Regions from separate parts of the Homo sapiens genome. Here all the other regions are linked to region 1. A link is a loop called in an ENCODE intact Hi-C map of the cell type or tissue named here. Cell type or tissue: mammary epithelial cell. All regions are shown on one strand. Region 1 overlaps AOAH (acyloxyacyl hydrolase). Region 2 overlaps ELMO1 (engulfment and cell motility 1). Region 3 overlaps AOAH (acyloxyacyl hydrolase).

Region 1 (8,000 bases):
CATGGTATAGCTTTCTCTATCTCCTTTTAATCTATATTTATCTTTATATTTAAAGTGAGTTTCTTGCTAGACAGCATATAATTGAGTCTAATTTTTTGATCCACTCTGACAATTTCTGTTTCTTAGTTGGTGCATTTAAACCATTGACAGTCAAAATGATTATTGATATAGTTAATACCTACCATATTTGTTACTGTTTTTTATTTGTTACCGTTGTTCTTTGTTTTTATTTTTGTTTTCTACTCTTTTTCATTTCTCCCCTGCTCCCTCACTCCTACCATCAGAAACATGAGAGGTTTTTGTGTGTGTGTGTGTGTCTCTAATAACTACTATGAGAAATCAGTTGAACTCTTGGAGGTAAAACTCACAAAAGAGTGGGTGGGCACACCCCTATGACTTGGTTCCCCTGGAATTTTTAACACAGTCTTGTCTACGTCTAGCTCCAGCAATTTGTCTATTACAGTACAGATTATCTTTCTTTAATGCTGGCTCCTGTGGCAATTTTTGCCCTGGAAAGTTGTGATTCTCTGTATCCACCTGTTTCTCCCCACTTTCGGAGGCAGCTGCTTGCCCAATAATCTTACTTCTTTTGTTGTTTGTTTGATTTCTTGGAGGCAGAGTCTCCCCCTGTCACCCAGGCTGTAGTGCAATGGCGCTATCTCAGCTCACTGCAACCTTCGCCTCCTGGGTTCAAGTGATTCTAATGCCTCAGGTTCTAGAGTAGCTGGGATTAGAGAGGTGCACCGCCACCCCCGGCTAATTTTTGTATTTCTAGTAGAGACGGGGTTTCACTATGTTGGCCAAAGTGGTCTTAAACTCCTGGACTCAAGTGATCCACCTGCCTTGGCCTCCCAAAGTGTTGGGATTACAGGCGTGAGCCATCACACCCAGCCCTGATCTTACTTCTCTTAAAGATCTATGAAGTATTGTTGGTTTTTCAGTTTGTTCAGCTTTTTAACCTGCTGTTAGAACAGAGTGGTGACTTTCAAACTTCATAATGTTGAACCTATCACATTTTCATTTACTTCCTTTTACTACCTTTACAGCTATAGAAGTGTACAGAGTGCAGCATGCAGGAAGGGCAGGGCTTCAACACTTTGGCATAGCCAGCTAATTGATTGCTTGAATTAGAATCATGGTAGAATTACAGTCGATGATGATGACCATCGTTATCATCATAAATCTAAAGAGGAGCAAGGATGACCACATGGCAGAGTAACAGAGCCTGTGGCAGGGTTAGGGGAATAGAGCCTTTTTCACTTGAAAGTGCTCATATTTAGACCTGTGACATTACTTTCAAAGGAGGTTTTATATACAAATTGTAGTCACAGAGATCCCCCAGCAGAACTGGAAGATCTTCTTCATATAACTTAATACTTTTATCTTGTTTCTAGGTCACATCCTTTATAGTGTACTAGAATTTAATTATTTCTATAAATCTTGTAATTATCTTGGGAATAACAGAATTATATTCCCCCCCCACCTTTTTTTTTTTTTTTTTTTAATTTAAATGGAGTCTTTCTCTGTTGCCCAGGCTGGAGTGCAGTGGCATGATTTTGGCTCATTGCAACCTCCACCTCCTGGGTTCAAGTGATTCTTCTGCCTCAGCCTCCTGAGTAGCTGAGATTACAGGCACTCACCACCATGCCTGGCTAATTTTTATAGTTTTAGTAAAGATGGGGTTTCACCATGTTGGTTAGGTTGATCTCAAACTCCTGACCTCAAGTGATCCACCCGCCTCAGCCTCCCAAAGTGCTGGGATTACAGGCATGAGTCACAGAGTGCAGTGGCTCTGCCCTGTATTTTTAATGCCTCTCCCAAAGCCATTAATTACATCTAAGGTATACCATAATTGTTATCAATTCTGTTTTGCATTTTTTTCTTAAAACTGTTAGTAGTTTATGCCTGTCCTGATCTCAGAGAGCTCCTGGGCTTAGGACATAAGAATTTGTGATTTAGAGAGAAGCATAAATAGATACCAGAAAGCAACACAGCCAGACAGAGACCAGAGTCAGGCTTGCTACAGGAATGGAGAGAGCAATGGCGGTCTGAGACACACAGAGGGGACCCAGCTGTGTCACTGGCTGGGATTGAGCTGCCCCCTGAAGTAGCTCCTCCCTGCATGACTCAGGTTCTTAGGGGAACCCCTGAGTTCTCAGGTATCCTTTTTTTGTTTTTTTTTTTTAACATCTTGTGGCTCTGCCTGTAGGAAGGAAATGTAATTGCTGCACAATTAGTCCATGAATTATTGAGAACTGAGTGGTGTGAAATAATAAGGAAGGATGCCCTTTGGGTTAGAAAATACATTTAATATTGGAAGACTGATATTCAAGTAAAACTAAATCATGAGGTTGTCATTTTCAGGCTCTCCATCAATCTCGAGCTGTGTCTGATGGCTTAAAACAAGCTGTATGAAGAACATGCCCAATGAGGAAACATTTCTATCAGCTCACAACTAATACACATAGGAAATTATGGACAAACAAAACACATGGTGGACAGAACCACGAAGGTGGGATCAGACATCTGTTATTTATTCATTTATTACATCTGTGGTTCTTCAAAAGTGGCCCACCTCATGCTAGCGAGAATTAGTCTCTTTATTAGAAAGAAAAATGTGATTCGGGCTGGAGTGCAGTGGCGTCATCTCAGCTCACTGCAACCTCGGTCTCCAGGGCTCAAGCGATTCCCCTGCCTCAAGCTCCCGAGTAGCTGGGACTACAGGCGCGCGCCACCACACCCGGCTAATTTTTTTTGTATTTTAGTAGAGACAGGGTTTCACCATGTTGGCCAGGATGCTCTCGATCTCCTGACCTCGTGATCCGCCCGCCTTGGCCTCCCAAAGTGCTGAGATTACAGGCGTGAGCCACCGCGCCCGGCCCGCTGGTCCCATTCTTTCTCCATACCTATGCCCGCTTGTCTCTTGTACAGTTCACATGCTGTACAGTTTGCATCTGCAGTGATGAGTATTGTGTCTGTCCTTTCTCTGATCCTTGTGCTTCACTGGTTCTCACACTCACCACTCTATAGCCAGGTACAGAAGAGCAAGTTGTGTCTGAATTACCCAGGCCACTTCTCGGTAACTCCCAGCACACTGCTGTTGGGAGCTGCTCTCTGGCACCCCCTTTTGGACATTTGCATGTATTGCCCCCTTTGAGTTCTGGGACTTTTCAGCTTGCTGATCTGGTTCCCTGATCTAGGCTCCTACTAGGTGTATAAATAGATTCATCAAATAGACGAAAAGGGTTTCTTTTTTTTACTGTTTTCATACTTTTAAAAGGCTTTCTTCACAGCAATCTAGTCATGGCTCATCTGTAATCATACTTTTTTTAAAAAAATTTATTAATTCAACAAACACTTATTGAAGACTTTCCATGCTTAAGTATTACACCTGGGCCTGGAGATACAAAGCTCTCTCCTTTTCCCCCCAACTCTTCCTACCTCTTTTTCTTACTTTCTTTTTTACTTTCATAAACATATAGTCAGTATTTTGCTAAGTACCTGCAGATAGATGCAAAGATGAATAAAATGTAGTCCTAGCCCTCAAACTGTTTTCCATCTAGATAGCAGCTTAGAAAAGTAAATGGATAATTCAGTTACAAACAGCTGTGGTAAATGCCATGCTACGGGCTTGCACAGGGTATTAGGAAAATGCGTGCATGCTCATGAATGTACATGTCTGTATGAGTGTGCATGTGCTCATGCGTGTGTGTGTATGTGTGTGTGCGTGTGTGCATCTGTGTGTGTGCACGTGTTTGTGTGTGTGTGTGTGTGTGCCTGTTTGCCTGTGTGTATAGGAGTGGGTTCATAAGATTTGTTTGGGGTAGAGGTAGGGGGTAGAGGTTTTGGATGTGCCAAGCTGAGTGAACATCTCGTACAAAGATCCTGAGGCAGAAACCTCCTGGTGTGTGGGGAGACTACAAGTGGTTTGAAGTGTAGTGTGCTATGGAGTGGCAAGGGGTGAGTCTGGAAATGCCCTCAGAAACCAGTTCCTGATGAGCCTTGTGTATGGGGCTAGGAGTCCTCCAGAGGATGTGAAGACTTCGAATAATTTTACGTTAAGGGAGTACCATAGTTAGGTTTGCATTAAAACATACTAGTCTAGCTATAATGTAGATTATGAAATTGCAGGGCAATGGGCAAGTTTGTAGGCCTGGAGTCCTGTTAGGAGGCAGTGGCAATAATAGTGGCACTAGCTAAGAATAAAGGGTCCCTGCCTTCCAAACACAGCCCAGGGGTTATGAAAAATTGTTTGCCACAACAGAGCGAGATCGCTATTAAGAGAGGCAGATGCACAGTATGACAGATTACTGATGACCTCCCTGCCTGTATGATTTTAAGTTCCTTCTGTCTTTAAAATGTTGTAGACTCTAGGCTACCCTGTTGTAGAGGGGGGATGCTGTCTTGTGAACATCTCTGCTGTAAGGCTAATGGCCCCTTGAAGAGGAATCATGTAAGGATGTTCCTAGGAACCAACCCAAATGCCCATCAATGATAGACTGCATAAAGAAAATGTGGCACATATACACCATGGAATACTATGAAGCCATAAAAAGGATGAGTGCTCGTCCTTTGCAGGACACGGATGAAGCTGGAAACCATCATTCTCAGTAAACTATCACAAGATCAGAAAACCAAACACCACATGTTCTCACTCATAAGTGGGAGTTGAACAATGCGAACACATGGACACAGGGAGGGGAACATCACACACCAGAGCCTGTCAGAAGGTGGGGGAAAGGGGAGGGAGAGCATTAGGACAAATACCTAATGAATGTGGGGCTTAAAACCCAGATGACGGGTTGATAGGTGCAGCAAACCACCATGGCACATGTAAACCTATGTAACAAACCTGCATGTTCAGCACATGTATCCCAGAACTTAAAGTTAAAAAAAAATAGAATGTTCCTAGGAGTACTGTTCACAAGAGTTAAAACCAGAAAGCAATTAAACATATAATTTATGTGTAATAAATTATAAAATGTTTATAATAACATGTATTATATGATAATGAATGATTTATATTTGTATATTTTATACATAATAAAACTATAGAAAAACCTCCATAATTTTTTTTATAGAAAGCAGAAGAAGGATGAACACGGAATTTAGGATGATGCTCACTTGGGTGGGAAAAGCCTGAGAATAAAGGGGAGGGACCATAGGAGCAGAGAAAGTTATGGTCAAGGTCCTAGACTGTTTTGGGTGGTGGGTTCAGGAGCTTATTTCAGTATTCAAAGTAACTAAATAAGAATATAAAAAGTGTAAGACAGCCATGTATGGATCATTGATGAGAGACTGCCATGAACTGAGAAACAGGGCTTATTTGATTCAGTGCCCTGAGCTCAAAAAAAGAAAAATAGTAGCTGGGCCTGGTGGCTCATATCTGTAATTCCAGCACTTTGAGAGGCCAAGGTGGGTGGATCATGAGGTCAAGAGTTTGAGACTATCCTGGCCAACATGGTGAAACCCCATCTCTACTAAGAATACAAAAATTAGCCGGTGTGGTGGCACATGCCCGCCGTAATCCCAGCCTCTTAGGCTAAGGCAGGAGAATTGCTTGAACCTGGGAGGTGGAGGTTGCAGTGAGCCGAGATCACACCACTGCCCTCCAGCCTGGGCTACAGAGCAAGACTCTGTCTCAGGAAAAGAAAAAAGGAAAAAAAGAAAAACAGTAAAAGAAAAAGCAGACTGTGATAATGCGAGGAGCAAGGGCTGGGAGTAGGGAGGCGGAGAGAAGCCAGGAAACCAGCTAAGTGGGGAGAGAAGATGTGGCCTGGGAATCCAGGGAGGCGGAGAGGGCTCAGGAGAAAGGTTCAATCACCCAAGTACAGGTTACCACACTGTAATTCAAGGGGAGCCTTTGCGTAGAGTGACGAAGGATCCAAATTAGGTTCCAATTTTCCACTATTACTAAGAGCTGGAATAACACCTCGAGCCCTGTCCAGAAAGCGCATCATGCTGAACACAGAGCCTCCCACCTCCCAGTTTTCTTGTTCCTCCCATGTCCCAGCAATGGAATCAGAGTTATGTGTCATGGCATACTCACAGTTTTATGATGTCTGATCCAAACTTGTCAATGACTAAATAGCAGGTGGTTTTCAAGAACAGTTTTTCTAAAAAATATAAAGAGGGAAATTGAATATATTTTTATTGCGACGAATTTAACACACCTTAATAATGATTATCTTTGCTAGGAACTGAAGCTGAGTGATTAATTTATGATTAATTTAATTTTAAGGATTTGAAGGAAATGTTTCAGCTAATGTATGCATTAAATATCACTTCTATCTCAGGTTTATGTGAATGCCACCTAACCGTCCAGGTTAAAGATAACCAATTTATTCTAAAAACACAGTTTAATGCTGGGTTTTCCTTTTCGTTCATTCTTTCTTTCTTTTTTTTCTACAGGGAATACCTGAATGTTGGCTATGACCTCATTTGTTGAAGTTGAAAGAAATGAGACTTGCATTAGTCAATCATCTGAAATGTAGCTCTGTTAGAAATGGTCTTTTCTGGTGTTTATTCAAAGGAAAATACTTCACTTGGGGTCCTTAGTTTTTGCTGTTGTTATCCCAGAGGTAAAAGGAGATGACAGTTACAGGTGATCCTGCACTGCCACCTTCATCACAGGACATAGATACACTCCACACAAATACTCCTACTAACAACATAATCTCCCCTGACCTATGAGAGCACATGAATGTTTTGTGAGTTCCTCTATCCACCCAATGAAACTTGTTAGCTCTTTGGTCCTGTTTCTCCAGTTTGTGAGTCTATTGTGGAGCCCTGGTAATTCAACTCAGGATCTTAGCAGAGTTAGGGACAGATCAGCTGTCCTGGAAAGAGCTAGAAAACCCTGATTAAGGAGAATCTATCTTGTCATGATGTGTCTCACATAGGGGGGCCCGGGCCTTGCTGGATGATGGAGTGGTGAAACAAGATAAATATGGGAATGCTCCCTGGTACTTCAATTTTGCTTAATGTTAAATAATGTGAAATATTATTTTTGTATTAAAATAGATCTATTCTATGACTTTTTAGACAAAAAAGTACGAGACTTTAAATACACTGTGCTCGGCTGGGTGCAGCGGCTCACGCCTGTAATCCCAGCACTTTGGGAGGGCAAGGCGGGTAGATCGCCTGCGGTCAGGAGTTTGAGACCAGCCTGGCCAACATAGTGAAACCCCGTCTCTCCTAAAAACACAAAAAATTAGCTGGGTGTAGTGGCAGGTGCTTGTAATCCCAGTTACTAGGGAGGCTGGGGCAGGAGAATCGCTTGAACCCGGGAGGTGGAGGTTGCAGTGAGCCGAGATCGTGCCATTGCACTCCAGCCTGGGCAACAAGAGTGAAACTCCGTCTCAAATAAATAAATAAATAAATTGTGCCTTTGAAGTAGGCAATTAAAACTGTGTCCTCACATTATGAGTGACCTTAAAGAAATAAAAAGGATTATAATGGAATGTTATGAACAGGTGCATGGCAATAAATTAGGTAACTTAGATAAAATAAAAAATTCTTAGAAAGACACATAATGCCCAAATGGACTCAAGAATAGACAATTTTAAGAAACATATAACAAGTAAAGAGATTGAATTAGTAATTAAAAACTTCCCACAAAGGAAAGCCTAAGACCAGCTAGCTGCACCAGATAGGATTCATTGGCAAATCTACAAAAAAGTTAAAGAATTACTAACAATTTATCAAGAATTCTTCCAAAAAATGGAAGCAGAGTGACCATTTCTTAACTTATTTATGAGGTTAATATTACCCTGATACTAAAACCAGAAACCTTCCTCCGAAAGAATGTAGACCCAAATCTCTCATGAATATAACCACAAAGATCCTCAACAAAATACTAGCAAATAAGATCCAGCAATACAGAAATTATACACCATGATCAGGTGGGATTTATCCCAGGAATGCAAAATTGGGTTAACATCTGAAAATCAGTTAATGTATTACTCCCATATCAACAACATAAAAAAAACCATATGATT
Region 2 (8,000 bases), 530 kb after region 1:
GTGCTCCACACCTTTTCTTTCACATTTGTTTTCTCCCTTTCTATTCCCCTTCTATTTCTAGTTTCGGCCAATATCACCTCCAGCCTCTTCCAACTTCCTGCCATCTTTTTACTACCACCGAAGTGAAATCCTCAGCTTTAACTGCATTATTTCTTAACTTACAAATTATCAAATATCATCCAAACACCGCAGCACATAATATTTTATGGCCCAGCCTCAAAGGAGCAGAAATTGAAGGAAACTTCACATTCTTCCACTTTCCACTCCTTGTTGGTCACCCACGCTCCTCCTCCTCCCCAGCTCACTCATGTCCAAATGCTCCCTATTCTTTAAGGTTCATCTTCAGCGTCCTCTCCACTGTAAAATCTCATGGAGTCCTCAAATAAATTCTCCTTATCCATTTTTGGAATTTCAGAAACACTTTATAGTCTATTTGTATGATTCTCATAGCATATATCAACTTCTACCTATAAGTAAAGGTGTCTCCTTTCTTGAACGGTAGAATCCTTAATTGATCTATTCATTCATTCATTCAACACACACTTACCATATGCCTATCCAGTGGCAGGAACTGTGCTGGGTGCAAGAGATGCAAAGGTGTGCTAAGTAGACAAGGACCTATCCCTCTGGTGGGACATCAGGCTAATAAGCAAGTACAAACTACGTGCTGAAACGGGGGTAGGACCTGGACTGGGAGAGCTCCCAGCAGGCTCCCTGTGTCTAGTCTAAGAATACAACACACTCAGTTCTGAACTGAGAATTGTAGAGGACAGGGGATGAGAGTGCCAGGAGAGAGAACAGCACACATGAGGTCCAGAGTGATAAGGAGTTCACTCAACAATCAATTCCATGAAGGCCTTGGCTTCTCCGATTCATCTTTGTGACTAGAGAGAGGCCTGTCCGCACACTGCCTTAAATATCATAAATGCTCATAAATGTTGGTTGCACGAACAAATGAATCAACACATTAGTCTCTTATTTTTAGTCTAGATTAAACTCCAACATGACCCTATTGCCTGGCATGATCCGTTACTATCAAAGTGCTCTACAGGTGACCGATGGGACGCCATTCTACAGTGAGCCACTCAGATAGATGGAAGAAATCCACAGGCCCCTGTCTCACACCTTGGATGCCTGTTTGGATGCCCAGCCATGCCCAGCTGGCTGGAGGCGGGGCTCCCTGCACTGAGCAGCAGTTGCAGGAATCTGTGATGCTTTCCCAAAGTGAGGAAGAACTGTACCTCCTCCCAGAGCTTTCCTCTCCGAAAAAGCTGGCGTGGCTCTTCTCCTAACAGACCTGGTCCCAGACGGACCACCTCCAGTAGATGCCCCTGAACTTTAAAAGCTGTACTGCAGAGGCCTCCCTCTTCCTGGTCTCCATTTTCCAGCCCTTTCCCTTTGCCCTAATGCTCATAAGTCACAGGGAAGGCTGCAGTGGGAATGAGGGAGAACCCTTCAAGAAACAAGGAAAAGCTTTAGTATATGACATCACAGATAAATATATTAAAGGGCTGGGGGGATGGAGAGAACCAAATTCAAATCTGCTAACTTCAGGCTCCATCTATGAACAATAGAAGGCAAAAAGTGAAGGCCGATTTCTGGGTTATCATGAAGCAGGAAGATGAGCACTCAGGACCTGTCATGAAAATACTTGCTTTCCCTCACTGCTTTGCCCTGGTTATGAAGCAAGGTCATCAACAAATGAACAACATCAAGAAGGCAGGCAGAGGCTCAATAAGCTGAGAATGGAGACAAGGCCTCTTGGATTTACCTGAATTGAATGTAAAGAGCGACTGAGACCTTGTAGACAGCATGTTCCCTTTTCCTTAAATAGCAAGACAGCACAGCCTCGAGGCTGAGGTGGGGGAGGACTGGCGTCAGGGTGAAAGGGGCCAAACACTGGCCCTGCCACTTGCTTGCTGTGAGCATTTGCGAAGGATTTATAGCATCCCTGGAAAACTGGAAGCACAATTTTGCTTTCTACCCCCAGATAGAAACGTGGCCTTGCTCCTGCTGGGTTTAGCTTGAGATTCAGGAAGGACGATGCTCTGTGCATGTTCCCTTAAGAAGCAGCAAGTGGATAGTTGGTGTGTGGTCTTCATTAGTGGGAATACCATCCTGAGTGTGGAAAGGCCACAGTGAGACAAGCATTTGGTGGCTTTCTCAAGGACTCCAAGGGAGTGGGGGGTGTCCTTGGCATGGGAGGCTAGAAATAAAGCTTCACTAAGATCTGCTACTTTCATCTATTTCACTGCCTTGCTCCCATGAGTGTCTGAACCTGCGACTAAACAACTTGAAAACAAAAATTAAGTCTGCATATGTCTCCTTGTGCTGCTGAAACACTGCAGCTATTGTGGGCAGGTTTCAAATCTTCTGAAGCTGTAAGCCTCTTTTTATTCGTCTCTAAAATAGACATAATAATCCTTGTGTCTTGTGTCTTGTGGAGACAGAATGAGATACTGCATATGGGAACTTTCTGGCTCAGGTCCCAAAGAGTCCCCTAGACACTACTGCTGCTGGGTGTGGCCACTGCAGCTATTTTCTGCAGCTATTTACTGGGATAAGACCAGTAGAAACCCTAGCAGGCAACCTAAAAATGATAGATTCTCAGCAGTCTAGCCAGTTTGGTAATGTAAACATTTAAAGAGGAGGGACAGGAATAACAAGAAAGCAAAGGGTTAATAAATACCCCTTACCCTTTTAACCATGTTGTCCCAAGCACCATCTCGGGAGTGTGCACCACTTCTCATTGGAAAGTTTGTAGGTTTGCAGAGTTCATGGAAGATTCTTCCTGCTCCTCTTTCTCTCGTCTTCAGAATGAACAAGTGCAGGAAGTATGCAGAGATGCCCGCACAGGGCCAGTTCTTATGTAACCATGTGATTCTCAAATTGGTTCTTGTCCCTTCCCATTGGAAAGGTTTTGACAGTCTTCCTACACATACAAAATGCCATCCCCAGAATTAGAATCCCACGCCATGAAGCCAGCTCCCAGCATAAAAATTACTTCCCGGCAGACGTGAAACAGACATGTCCGAGTCTGGACGTCGTGCTCACACCTCCTCTCCCGAGGTCACATCACACTGAATTCAGAGGTAGGAAGGGCACTGTGACAAATAGTCACCACTTGAAAAAATGGAAAACAAAATAAAAAGTACCACAACAGCACACTGTCTCAGGAGAAAGGATAAAGATAGAAGGCATGCTAGCTTTGCGTGGAGCTGATTGATGGCCATCAAAAGCAGGTCAATGGGAAGCAGGTAACTGGATCACAGGACTCTTAACTGGTCATTCCTTCCCTCTCTTGCCTGCACCCCAGAATAACCAGCATGATTCTCAGGGGTGCTTTGATATGATCCTACTAGAGGCAAAATCACGAGTACAAGCACCTACAGAAAATCATCAGAGGAAGAGGTGCTGGATGCCTATAACTACCTTTCCCAGGTACCAGGACCCCATCACCACTCAGCCCTGCCAGACTCTGGTGGTCCTCTGTCCTAGCACTGTCCAGCCTAGGTCCAAGGCACTCTCCAAAGGGTATCGTGGATGGAGTCATCCAATTGAAAAATGCTTCCTGTCATGGACAGTAATATTGATTTAATATATGTTGTGGTTTTGAGTCTTATCTGCTTTTGAAAATCTGCACAAGAGCAGGCAGCATAAGGACATCCTCGGCCATGTGCCTACATGCTAATTCCTGAGTAGCAAAAATACAGAGCAAAAAATCCACCGCTTCCTTCACTAAAGAGGCTCTTTGAGGGGTATAAAAGTCCTGCACTGCTAAGCACTCTTACGAAATTCTCTAGAATTCATGGACTTTGGGATATGCCACTCCTGACAATTAACTGTTTTTGAAGCCATGTATTTCTACTCTCAGACCCAGCTGGTTATAGTCAAATGAAGAATGTCCCCAGTCATCTGGGTTACTGTAAATGCATTCTGCAGACTCATTTCCACCATCAGATCCAAATGACAATCATCAATTGTAAAAACTTACTAAAACTGGCTCCATGCCAAGGCTTCTCAGAACTTAACATCAATTAACTCATTAATGTCCATAACAAGCCTGGGTGGGAGATACGACTATATCCAACTCACTAATGAGGCAAGAAACACTTAGGTAAATTGTTCAAGATCACACAGCTAATGAGCAATGAAGCTGGGATGCAAAACCAGGCAGTCTGGCACCAAAGGCTGCACTCGTAAAAGCTATGTTTTATTAGCCTCAAACACAATTGACTTGCTTATACATTACGAGACCCTGACGTTTCTTTGCCCTTGGTTCCCTATGTGTCACCCTTGCACCTGCTGGATGGTGCCCTTTTGCTCCAAAGCGCCATGTGCAAAGAAAGGATGCCAAGGAAGTTTGCACAATACACTCAGGGACGAAGGATTGACACTGTTTAATATGTTGCCTCTCCTTCCGCCACAGCCAGGGGACAGAGTTATTGGAGATTTTGAGCTAAAAGGGGGAAGGAGGAAGATTCTGGCTGGAAAAGCATTTTTCTGAACCTGCTAAACTTACCCACTTAGAAGAGTCCCCACTAAGTCCTCCACTTCATGAACACATCAGAGCTGCTCTTTATTGAAGTGCCATCAGCCTGCAGAGTTTCTCACACACATGCCTTTGATAGGCGCGCCCCCTAGTGGACCAGAGAACAGATTCAACCCTAACTGCCCACAAATGTCCCTCCTAAGGCACCACAATGCGTGCTAAATAGGAAAGGAGTTTGGAAAAACAGGACTGGAAGAAACCTGTCTCTTCACCTGGTGTTCAATAACCATTCCTGAGAAATTGTGTCTGGAGTTAAAGTTAATTACCGTAAAAAGTAAGAAGAACGAAGGTCAAGTATTATCATGGTAATGAATCATAGGTCATTTGTTTTTAAAATTTTTCCCTTAAAATAGTTCCTCTAAAAATATGAAAACGGGCTGAACATGGTGGCCCACATCTGTAATCCCAGCATTTTGGGAGGCTGAGGTGGGAGGTGGAGGTTGCAGTGAGCCATGATGATGCCACTGCACTCCAGCCTGGGCAAAAGAACAAGACCCTGTCTCAAAACAAAACAAAGTTTTAAAAGTACAATTATTCATGCATCCCCTTTTCAGAAGGAGTCCACAGGTCATGGGTGCTTCTGAAATTAGATTACTCCCAGCAATAAGTACTCCTCCTTGCTCCCTCCCCATGCCGGAGTAGGAAGAAGGGAGTAACATATCCCATACGAAAGTCACCAAACAGATGGAAATGGTGGCAACAGCACATGCCTTGCAGCAAGAGCAAAACATGGGCCAACTCTTCACCTGAGACAGTGACAGAGAGCTTGTGTTAGGACTGTCCTTAGGGGCCCCACTGCACCAGTTTGGATGTCCTTTCTCAATGCAGCTGACAGCAAAGGTGGATCACAGAAGAAAGATCTGCAAGTATTCTAAGTGGGAGTTCTTGATCTCTCTGCACCCCTAGGAAGTATGATGATGCTACACTGAAGTGGAAATGGCCCCACGAGACCTTGAGTTATCTGAGAAGAGCCCACTGTGCAGAGGCCCTGCCCCATGACTTAATGTGCTTGGTTCACTTGGTTCAATGACAGGAAATAAACCTGATCTTCTTCAGTTTTTCAAGAGAGCTTTCCAAAGCTAACCTTTTCTTTCCTACATGTGCAGCTACAACTTGTTTTTTATCCCCCCACAGACAGATAGGGTTTCGCTCTGTTGCCCAGGCTGGAATTCAGTGATGTAATCATAGCTTGCTGCAGCCTTGACCTTCTGGGCTCAAGAGATCCTCCTGCCTCAGCCTCCCAAGCAGCTGGGACTACAGACGCATGCCACCAGGCCAAGCTAATTAATTTTTTTTTTTTTTTTGTAGAGACAAGAGTGTGACTTTATTGCCCAGGCTAGTCTTGAACTCCTGGCCTCAAGTGATCCTCTCTCCTCTGCCTCCCAAACTGCTGAAATTATAGGAGAGAGCCACTGTGCCCAACTAGCAGCTACAACTTTAAGACAACTCTGCATATAAAATTAAACATGAAGACAGTGCATGCCATTCTCTCTGTCATTTGACCAAAAGCATCCAAGAAAGACAGCACAGAGGCAACCCTGAACATGTACAGGCAGGGTGCTGGCAATCCTCTCTTCACCTGTGACGAATGGGCCACCTGAAAAGGATGCCCACCTGCCAATCAGTGAAGTGTGCAACCAAACTCCCTGACAGTTTTTGCTTGACCCATCAGCAGCTTCATAGGCCACCCACTTTCGCTTCTCTTCCCTTTTAAAATTCCCCTTTATGGCCAGGCGCCATGGCTCACACCTGTAATCCAAGCACCTTGGGAGGCCAAGGCGGGTGGGTCGCTTGAGCTCAAGAGTTTGAGACCAGCCTGGGCAACATGGTGAAATGCTGTCTCTACCACAAATACAAAAAAATAGCTGGGCCTGGTGGTGAGCGCCTGTGGTCCTGAGGTGGTAGGATAGCTGGAGCCCAGGAGGCAGTTGAGCCGAGATCGCACCACTGCACTCCAGCCTGGGTGACAAAGTGAGACTCTGTCTCAATAAAAAAAAAAAAAATACAAATAAAAATAAATTCCCCTTAATATTTTTAGGAGTGAGGAAAGAAAAGTTAGAGATAAAAAGAAAAGAATGCTCAAGAGGCTCGAATGCTCCCTACCATTAAAACAGAAATCTCAACAGTACCTCTGAACATACAGCTCCAGAAATGGCTACTGTTTAAAAAATTGAAAAATGATTCTAAAAGATTCTATTTACCTGAGAACCACATGTCAAGAGTCAGATCAAACTTCCCCATACAGCTTTGCATAACTCCCCACCAATGCTGGTTCACTTTAACTCCCTTTACTACCCTGCCCTCCTCACGTTATTACTGTCACATATTTTAATAATGGGACAGTACTTTCAACCCCCAAATACATTATTATTGTTTTTACAGCCAACATTCATAGACTTTCCATTTCCAGTGCATTCTTTCCTATATTTCCATGTTAAAGCAGAAAGCAAAAATTGCTTGCCCTACTTAAAATACTTTCATGACAGAGTAAGGAAAAATAACTGGGAATGAGAGTTGGGAGACTCAGGTCCTGGGAAAAAGCCCATCTGCCATGAACATCAGGCAAATCCCATTTAATAGGGGGGCCAGTTGCACATCCAACAATGCTTCTAGTTCCTACCGGGTCCTGATGAAAGCTTTAGAGCCCTCTAAGGAGACCCCAAGAACCCCTGTCTTGGCCTTTAAACTTTAAACAACTTCAAACGTTTCAGGCTTATAAGCAGGGTTGCAACGTAACAGAATGTCCCAGCAGCTGGTCAGCCAGAGTTCAGGGGACTGGCTGAGAGCCAATGGCTGTGTGTTTGCGCCATCTGGTGGCTATTTCTGCTCTGGTTCACTAAGGAATTTCCTGGCTTGTTGGGGCCAGGGATGCCTCAGAAGTTATTAGAACTGAGGTCTGCAGCATTTCAGATAGGAAAAGAGAGAGTCCGGTCTGATCAAAGTGTCAAGGAGGCTGACAGTGTAAGATCTGGTCCCTGAGGAACAGGCACATCTCTGTGAGTTCATGCAGCCTGAACCATCCCAGGTAATCCCTTTACCCATGTCCCCCAAGGATCCTTCAGGTGAAAGGGGCTGACTGGGTCTGGTGGACTGGCTAGGACTGGCAGAGCTTCCCTGCAGAGCACCCCGGGACCTCCTGCATTCTATATAGCTATAACTGTATAAGATTTCAGTAAATGTGTGTTTTTAAATATACTGTTATTTTACTTTTAGGTTTATGGGTTAAATCTAAAATGTATTTGAAAGCAAAGTACTTGTTTCAGAATACTATCCCAGTTATTAATAAGGGATATAGGGAAAAGTGATTCGATTGACAAAAACCTGCATTATCTTGTGCTTTCCAGAGATGCTCTGTGGCAAAAAGAGAATACCACAAAAATTAAGTGAATGTCAAAATTTAATTTCTCCAATTCCCATAAATGTATTCTAGATTCTTACTAATGCTGTC
Region 3 (8,000 bases), 90 kb before region 1:
AGTAATCTTCAAATGTATTGTATCTTCTTTTCATTATAATAAGTTCACATCTCACAACCTTACATACAATCACCAATTATTAAGTGTTATATGAAAGCTTACTAATTGTATTACAGTGCTTGGCAACTGTCTCAGTGCTTCAGAAAGGTAAGCATATATTATGTTTGGGCATTCAGGATGCATAGAAAATAGTATCCCTTTTTTGAAGTCTGAGAAAACCAATGATAGTGTTTTTTAATACAAGACCAAGATGCCTGAGCAATATTTTAAGTGTGAGATTTTTGCTTTGTAGTAGAATTTTGAGATGAATAATGTATTTATTTTTTAAAATCAAAGCTACCCATGCACATAGTTTAAAAAGTAATTTACTTAATAGATGCTTATTGAGCACCTGCTACATTCCAAGTATTATTCTAGGCACTGAGTTATATTGGAAAATTAAAATACATGATCCCTGCTTCTGTGTTGTTGATATTTCAACAGGAAAAGGCCAATAAAAGAACTAAACATTATAAAAAAGCAAATGATAGAGTATGCTAGAAAGTTCTAAATTCTATGAAGAAAGGAAATGAGAATTAGAGTAGCCAAAGGAAGTCTAATTGAGAAGCTAAAATCAACAAAGACTTGAGGTGGTGAGTCTCACAGAACCAAATAACTTACCTATGTGTGTATATAAGACTTGTGATGATAAATAGCAACCCCACACCTCCCTCCACTCTCCATTTTTCCATTTCCATAGGCAACTAATTCCAGCCTTAATTGACTAGGTCTTTTGATGTTTTTCTCCTCATCTCTAAGTAACATACTTTTAAGGCTACTTCTTGATTGTTAGTCTTTGACATTATCTGTTCACTTCCTACTCTAGAAGAGGATTTAGCTATTGACAACTAATCAATGATTGCTTTCTAATTTCTTTCTAACTTTTTTATTTCTGTAGAGTTAATAACTGCCTTTTGTTTCTTTCCTTAATTTTCTAAGTATTTATCATTGTATTAGTCTATTCTCATATTGCTATAAAGGAATACCTGAGACTGGGTAATTTATAAGAAAAGGGGTTTAATTGGCTTATGGTTCTGCAGGGTGTAAAGGAAGCATAGCAGCATCTGTTTCTGGGGAGGTCTCAGGAAGCTTCTAATCATGGCAGAAGGCAAAAGGGGAACAGGCATGTCACATGGAAAAAGCAGAGCAGGAGAACAAGCAAATGTGCTACACACATTTAAATGACAAGATTTCATGAGAACTCACTCCCTATCCTGAGGACAGTACCAACAGGGATGGTGCTTAACCATGTGTGAGAAATCCGCCTCCATGTTTCAATCACCTCAAATTTTTCATAAGCCTAAAACTGCTTAAAAAAAAAATGGCCCTATGTAGCTGAACTGAACTCAGCCTTGCCAGCTGTCCCTTCCCAGGCACATCATGTGAGTGAAGCCATCTTGGATTCTCCAGCCCAGCCCAGCCCAGCCCAGCCATTAGGTGATGTCACTGAGTAACCATAATTTCATATAGAGAGGAATAATTGGCCAGCCAAGCTCTGCTTGAATTCCTGAACCCCGCCCCCCCCAAATTGTGAGATATAATAAAACGACTATTGTTTTAAGCCATGAAAGTTTGGGGCAGTTTGTTATACAACAATAACATAAATCTGTATTAGGTATTAGTCAGGGTTCTCTAGAGGGACAGAACTAATGGAATGAATATATATATATATGGGGGGGTTTTTAGTATTAACTCACACTCTCACAAGGTCCCATAATAGGCTGTAGGCAGGCTGAGGAGCAAGGAGAACCAGTTCAAGTTCCAAAACTGAAGAACTTGGAGTCTGATATTCAAGGGCAGGAAGCATCCAGCATGGGAGAAAGATGTAGCCTGGGAGGCCAGGCCAGTCTCTCTTTGCACATTTTTTCTGCCTGGTTATATTCTAGCCATGCTGGCAGCTGATTAGATTGTGCCCACCCAGATTAAGGTTGGGTCTGCCTTTCCCAGACCACTGACTCAAATGTTAATCTCCTTTGGCAACACCCTCACAGACACACCCAGGATCGATACCTTGTATACTTCAATCCAATCAAGTTGACACTCAGTATTAACCATCACAGTTATGATATTTTTCCCTCACAAGTCTGAAGGAATTGATTGATTTTGGCTTTTAGCCTCCCCAGCATTGTTAAGTATGAAGCAACTCTGTGTCTTGATCTTTTGAAAGCCTATGGTAGCACCTCATTCCAAGTGTTCTGAAATGTTATGATGGCAGTCTTGGTGTGTGTCTGATTTTACTCATAGTGTTAGACCTTTGATAAACCCTTTCAACTTGGAAATTCATGATGTTCAGTTTTGAGAGATGTCCTTAAATTATTTCACTGATGATTTCTTCCTTTCTCTTTTTTCCCTACAACTATTGGGTCATCTGAACCGGTCTTGTAATTTTCCCTGTTTCTCTGTCCTATTTTCATGTCATGGACCTTTTTCTCCATTTTCTGGATAATATCCTCAACTTTATTTTTTAATCTTTCTATGAATGTCGTCTGCTATTACCAGAATAATTTCCAAATGACCTTATTGGTTCTCTGAATATCTTTTTAATTTTAATGTTCTTGTTTTATGAATGTAACATCTTCTTTTATCCTTTTTTGAAGCACTTGTCTGCTATAGAATTCTTTTATCTTTTTGAAGATATTAATTTCAGTTATTTTAATATGTAGGCTATTAAACTTTCTAAAAAGTTTTATCCCCCTTAGTACATAGTCTGTGTTTCTCTAAGTTGCTTTTTTTCCCCTTTGTTTCTGTATTTTCTTTCATGTTTGAGGTTTCCTTCAGATGTGTGATGATCCTGGGTTATAGGCTTATTTTTAAATGTTGAAACTAGTTGCCAGCTAAAAAGCTAATTGATTTTGATTGGAAGCTGGGCCCCTGGCTGTGCTTGTTGACTACAGCCCTCACTGCAAGATGAGCTGTCTGGGCCTTTCTTGGGGAACCCTGCTGTCAGCATCTGTGGGACTCTCCTCTTGGGCTGTTCAGATTCCCCAGGGAAGGATCTTCTAGTCTGCAGCCAGGAGAGTACAGGCTGGGTTGGCAACACTCTGGGGCATGTAGGGAAGGGTCCTCAACATTTAGCATTCATGTGTTTCCGTAGGATACTCCTCTCCTCATTTATGTTTGGTGTCTTCCAGTCCAGAGGCCCTTGACTTTAGTGTTTCCAGAGAATAAAGCTCTAGTCTTATTCCAGAGTATGGGAGGGGCAGTTGACCACCTGTGGAGAGTTGGAAGGGGTCTGAGGAGCTAACTGCTCTTCAGCAATCTTCCAACCAATACTTCTGGTTTAGCCTCACCTGCATTTCTACAGCTCCCACATGTAACCAATCCCCAAGTCTTCTGGGGCTTCTGCAGTGTGAACTGGGTTGCTTCTTGGCATTCCCTCCAACCAGCTTAGGATGCAGCTCTCCTGAATCTACTAAGTCAGTTACCATTCATCTGTCTGATTTCTAGCTTCCAACGTTTTGTGGCTGTTGGCTCTTCTTGTTCTCTTCGTCCTCTTGGACAAATTCATTTACTGTCGTTAGAGTAGGGCTTTTCAAGGGAGAGATGTAAGTGCTTGTGTTCAATCTGCTATCTTACTCAAAAGCCTGAAATGGATACCTTATACACTGCGTCACTTATGCCCTCTGCCTTGAGTATTTTATTATATTTTGGAAAAACAGATGGGAAATGGACACTGGATCTGAGTTTGATACTAAAATAATTTTATGGTCAATAAAGAGGGGTTATTTTTCTTTGGGAAAGTAATTCTTACCTATTTAGTCACAAATGTATTTTTGATCATTCTGAGAATGGAATTTATATACCAAAATATTGTTTTGCTCATGTCCTGCTCATGAAGAGTAAATAGTGTAGGTATTAATATTATAGATACAGTTAGTTGCACCTTTCATTATAAGAATATAGAAATCTTTACCAATAGGAGATAGTTCTAATAACATTTCTGACTAGAAATAGCATCTAGAATTTTGGGATGAAAGCCTTGTACCAAGCACTAGAAAGTATTTCACATAGTAAAAGATACTGCTTTCTTTCATCCCCATCCCGAATCTATAATCTCTCTTATATATTTTAGGAACTGCATTTCTCAAGGAGTGCTCAGAAATCCTGAGTATATAGTGGGATCAATATAATATTTTGATATGCCTGCAAATTGAGAAGATAGCTTAATAGAAAATTATATATATGCAGGGTCTTGAGCTTGTAGTCATAGGACAAGCTGAGGCTACTAGGATGCTATGCATAATGAGGCTAAACTATCATGATGATTCTGGCCTCAAATCCTCTTCCTCTTGCTCTCCTTTCTCCACAAAAATCCAGTGTTCCAGTGTGATCTTTTATTTTTCTCTTTCTGCTCTGTTGTATATATCAAAATCCGGTCCAATGTGCTAGGAGGAGGTGACTGCTTTTGGGCTTGTAAGTTGAGGGATGCACAAGACGGGTACTTAAAAGTTCTTTTCTCCACACTTTGCCCAATGCCTACAGAACTGAATCCTCAACTCCAGGCATAGGCATGGAAGTGAGTCACGTTAACTTTCCAGTTTCACCAGCTCCTTCTACTGGAGGGCCTGGCAGTACAGGCATTTCATGTGAAAACACACTGATTGGGTTTTGATTTCTAGCACCGTAATTCAAAATGAGTAAAACTCAAACAGAATGGCTGTTACTCTTCCCAACATTGGCTCAGGGAACACAAAAAAATCACTTTTTCTGAGAGCTTCCTAATGCCTTCCCCCACTGCATTTCGGTAGAACAAAACAGAGTAATATCAAGAATGGGCCTCAAGAGTAATGTAGACAAATTAAACAGGTTGATTTAAAATGAAATAAAAGATGGCCTCCCATGTTGACTCAAGGCAGAACCTATTTGGAGAGAGGCAAAAATGGAGTTCTTCCAAAGGCTTTGTAGCCTGCCAGAGATCTCTGAGGTAAACCAGATGTGATATGATTCAAGCAAGAGTGATGTAGCATATTCTGATGAAATTTCTTAGTCAGTGTCTTTTTTTTTTTTGAGACAGAGTCTCACTCTGTCACCCAGGCTGGAGTGCAGTGGCATGATCTCGGCTCACTGCAACCTCCACCTCCTGGGTTCAAGCAATTCTCCTGTCCCAGCCTCCTGAGTAGCTGGGATTATAAGCGCATGCCACCATGCCCAGCTAATTTTTGTAATTTTAGTAGAGACAGGGTTTCACCATGTTGGTCAGGCTGGTTTTGAACTCCTGACCTCAGGTGATCCTCTTGTTAGGCAATTTCTGACTCTGTCCAGAGGCACAGCTTGCTTGGGTATAAATTATGAGTCTCCATTAAGTTGAATCTTAGGGAATAAGTTACAAAAAACAGGCTCCAGCAGTAGGGTTGGTGAGAAATACCTGGGGATATTTGATGTGAAGAGTTAGGGAGGGGAGTAAATTAGGATAAACTTGGGTAACTTAGAGACTAGACAGGCTTTAAGGCTTTATCCAGGGACCTTTTCTGCTAGGAAAATTTAAGAAAAGGGTGGATAACTTTCTTTCTAATGTGGATGGAGGTCAGGCCAGCATAGGGCCAGGGAGATAGATTAAAGACCTTTTAAGATTCCTTTCAGTCCTTTGATATTAGCCACATCCCAGAGTTCTGTGTAACCCCTAACTCACTACATCATAGAACAACTAAGATGTAGCCTCAGAGAGTGATAAACATACAGAATATGACTCACCGTGGACTCAGAGAGACTGGCAATAAGCTAATTATGCAGAGGTGAGGATGGCTACAGAGGAGGTCCTAGGAGTTCACATACAAAAAGATTAGCAGGACAGCATGATAAATTTTGAATTTGGACCAGAAAAATAGTACAGGGAAAAAGACTTCATAGGCATTGTGTTCAATAATTCATGAGCTGCTGGGCTCAGACAAGGCTTCCTACCTGTTAGGTTAACCTCTCACTAAGATTTCCTCCCCTCCTGTTCTCTGAGCTTGAAGCAGGTGTAGCTCTCTCCATCCTGGCCTTTCCCAGCCCCAGATTTGATTCTAGGCCACTGTATTAGGGTGAACATTAAACTGTGATAAAGTGGAGACATTTAAGGCTGTGGAGGCTTATACATCTGAAAAGATTACTTGTGACATAGCAGATGGTTTTAATGACCTAAACGGCATTTCTCAAAGGATGTTCTGTGAAACACCAGTTTCTTTGAATTTTTCTCATAAAACACACACACAAATTCTACATAGTTCTGTGGTCAAATAAGTTTAGGAAATGTTTTATATATTTTTGAATGTTTTATATTTTTTGAGGATATACAATGCTTTTTCGCATAGTGAAGGCTATAATAAGCCTTATACCAAATAAGCTTGTTTCCCTTTATTTAAATTAACATTTCCAAAACTTATTTGACTTAACACGTCTTTTAAGAAATGTGTGTTAGTACCCTTTAACATTTTGTGGAACTCATATTTCGCAGAAGAGTTTATGAAGAATATTGATGAATTATCTCTGTGATCTGTATTTAAGCATTGAGGTGGCCTAAAATCTCAAGTTCAGTTGGTTACAACGATTCTACTAGAGAAATCTGTAGAGTGTTCATTTACTTTGATTAATCTGGGTTGCAAAATTACATCATTCTGGGCAAAAATTCACATCAAGGTTTGACTTATCATTAGCCAAATTCACTTCTTAGCAAATCTCTTTATTTCATTTTTTCCACTTGGCTACTGAATTGATGTTTCTTTTAAATTCATTTTCTCCTATTTGTTGATTACATATGGCTAATATTTTAATGTTAATTGTGTGATTTAATATTTTAATTAATTTTGCTAATTTCTTGCAGAATACTTATTATAGGACACACTTAGAATTCCAAGGGTTTAACTTACGCTGATTTATTTTTACATATTTTTACATATCACATCATGCAGTTGCTAATTCAGCTATACTCCTTTGCCTATTTCCCCCAAAATGTTAATCCCAACAAATCTTATTTGATTTAGATAATCTGACAAAATGCACATGAAGGAGGTTTGCAGATTGTAAAGCACTCTACATGGGCAAACTGATATCCTTATGAGCTGGTTCAGCAATTCTTTTATTGAGCACCTGCCATGTGTCATGTACTGTGCCAGGTAAGAGGGCTACAAAATGAAGTCACCTGATTCCCATACTCAGGATGCTCAGAGTCTGGGCATGGGAAGGTGGAGCATGAGACAAGTAGTAAACAGGTATTATAAGTGAGGTGACATTGGTATTGAAGGACATGATAGGATCTCAGAAAATAATCATCCAGTTAGATGGGGGGTCAGTATGAAGGGGCTGTCTGGAGGGGTATAAAAAAGAAATGTAGCTGAAGACAGAGAGGCTGGGGGATGATCCCTGAGGGGTAGGTGCTGCAGCATGGGCAGAGGGCGACTAGATAGGACAAAGACAACGGGCGATGCCTGTGAAAAGATGCTCAAACTCACTAGTAGTCAGGAGGTTACAAGTGAGAACAACAATACAATGTTGTTGTTATAGTGGAAAAAATTAAGAAGATGAACAATATCCAGTATTGGCAAGGGTGTGGGAAAACAAATATTCTCATATACTAATTGTGGGAATATAAATTGGTATAGCCCATTTGGAGGCCTTATTAAAATTAAAAATGTAAACATTTGGGTCCAATAATTTTTTCTTAAGAAATCCTCACACATATTCCAAAGAGTCAGTACAAAATGCTCATTGCAGCATTACGAAGAATAATGATACTCTGGATATAAGTTGGATGTCCACCTGTAGGAGAAAAAAATAACTATGCTATGAAACACTATGCAGTATTGGACAAGAAGGAAAAGAGCTCCAAGAAGTATGGCTAAGGTGAAGCACTGATTTACAGTAGGTTAAACACAATATGATAGCCTTTATGGGAAAATCCCAACAAAGTGTTCATTTCTTCATGTACAAATGAAAATACACAGAAAGGGCCTGGATGGAATCACACTAAACTGATCACAGGGCTT

Evidence for each region. Hi-C counts contacts between places; a loop is a spot of excess contacts. Peaks named below come from ENCODE experiments on the same cell type or tissue, not always from the same donor. Only the 100,000 strongest peaks of a DNase experiment are listed, where the experiment ranks them.
Region 2: it touches region 1 in a loop (7-fold over the local background); 25 of 110 quality-filtered maps call a loop at or near these places.
Region 3: it touches region 1 in a loop (3-fold over the local background); 2 of 110 quality-filtered maps call a loop at or near these places.

The regions. Positions count from the first base shown.
Region 1 is chr7:36,667,894-36,675,893 of GRCh38, forward strand. AOAH (acyloxyacyl hydrolase) reads right to left here. Exons shown (of 21, transcript NM_001637.4): 3 at 6,050-6,116. Among named protein-coding and RNA genes, the nearest start is that of AOAH, 53 kb to the right of the region's middle. In mammary epithelial cell, a CTCF peak has its summit at 3,127 (motif pointing left); DNase peaks (open chromatin) are centred at 388, 2,118, 3,128, 6,008 and 1 weaker place; H3K27ac peaks cover 2,547 bases.
Region 2 is chr7:37,194,405-37,202,404 of GRCh38, forward strand. All of the region lies in intron 13 of ELMO1 (engulfment and cell motility 1), which reads right to left. Among named protein-coding and RNA genes, the nearest start is that of ELMO1-AS1, 200 kb to the left of the region's middle. RefSeq lists an enhancer at 4,615-4,674. In mammary epithelial cell, CTCF peaks have their summits at 4,643 (motif pointing left) and 7,365 (motif pointing left); DNase peaks (open chromatin) are centred at 4,637 and 7,357.
Region 3 is chr7:36,577,817-36,585,816 of GRCh38, forward strand. All of the region lies in intron 12 of AOAH (acyloxyacyl hydrolase), which reads right to left. Among named protein-coding and RNA genes, the nearest start is that of AOAH-IT1, 18 kb to the right of the region's middle. In mammary epithelial cell, a CTCF peak has its summit at 4,586 (motif pointing left); DNase peaks (open chromatin) are centred at 4,965 and 5,715.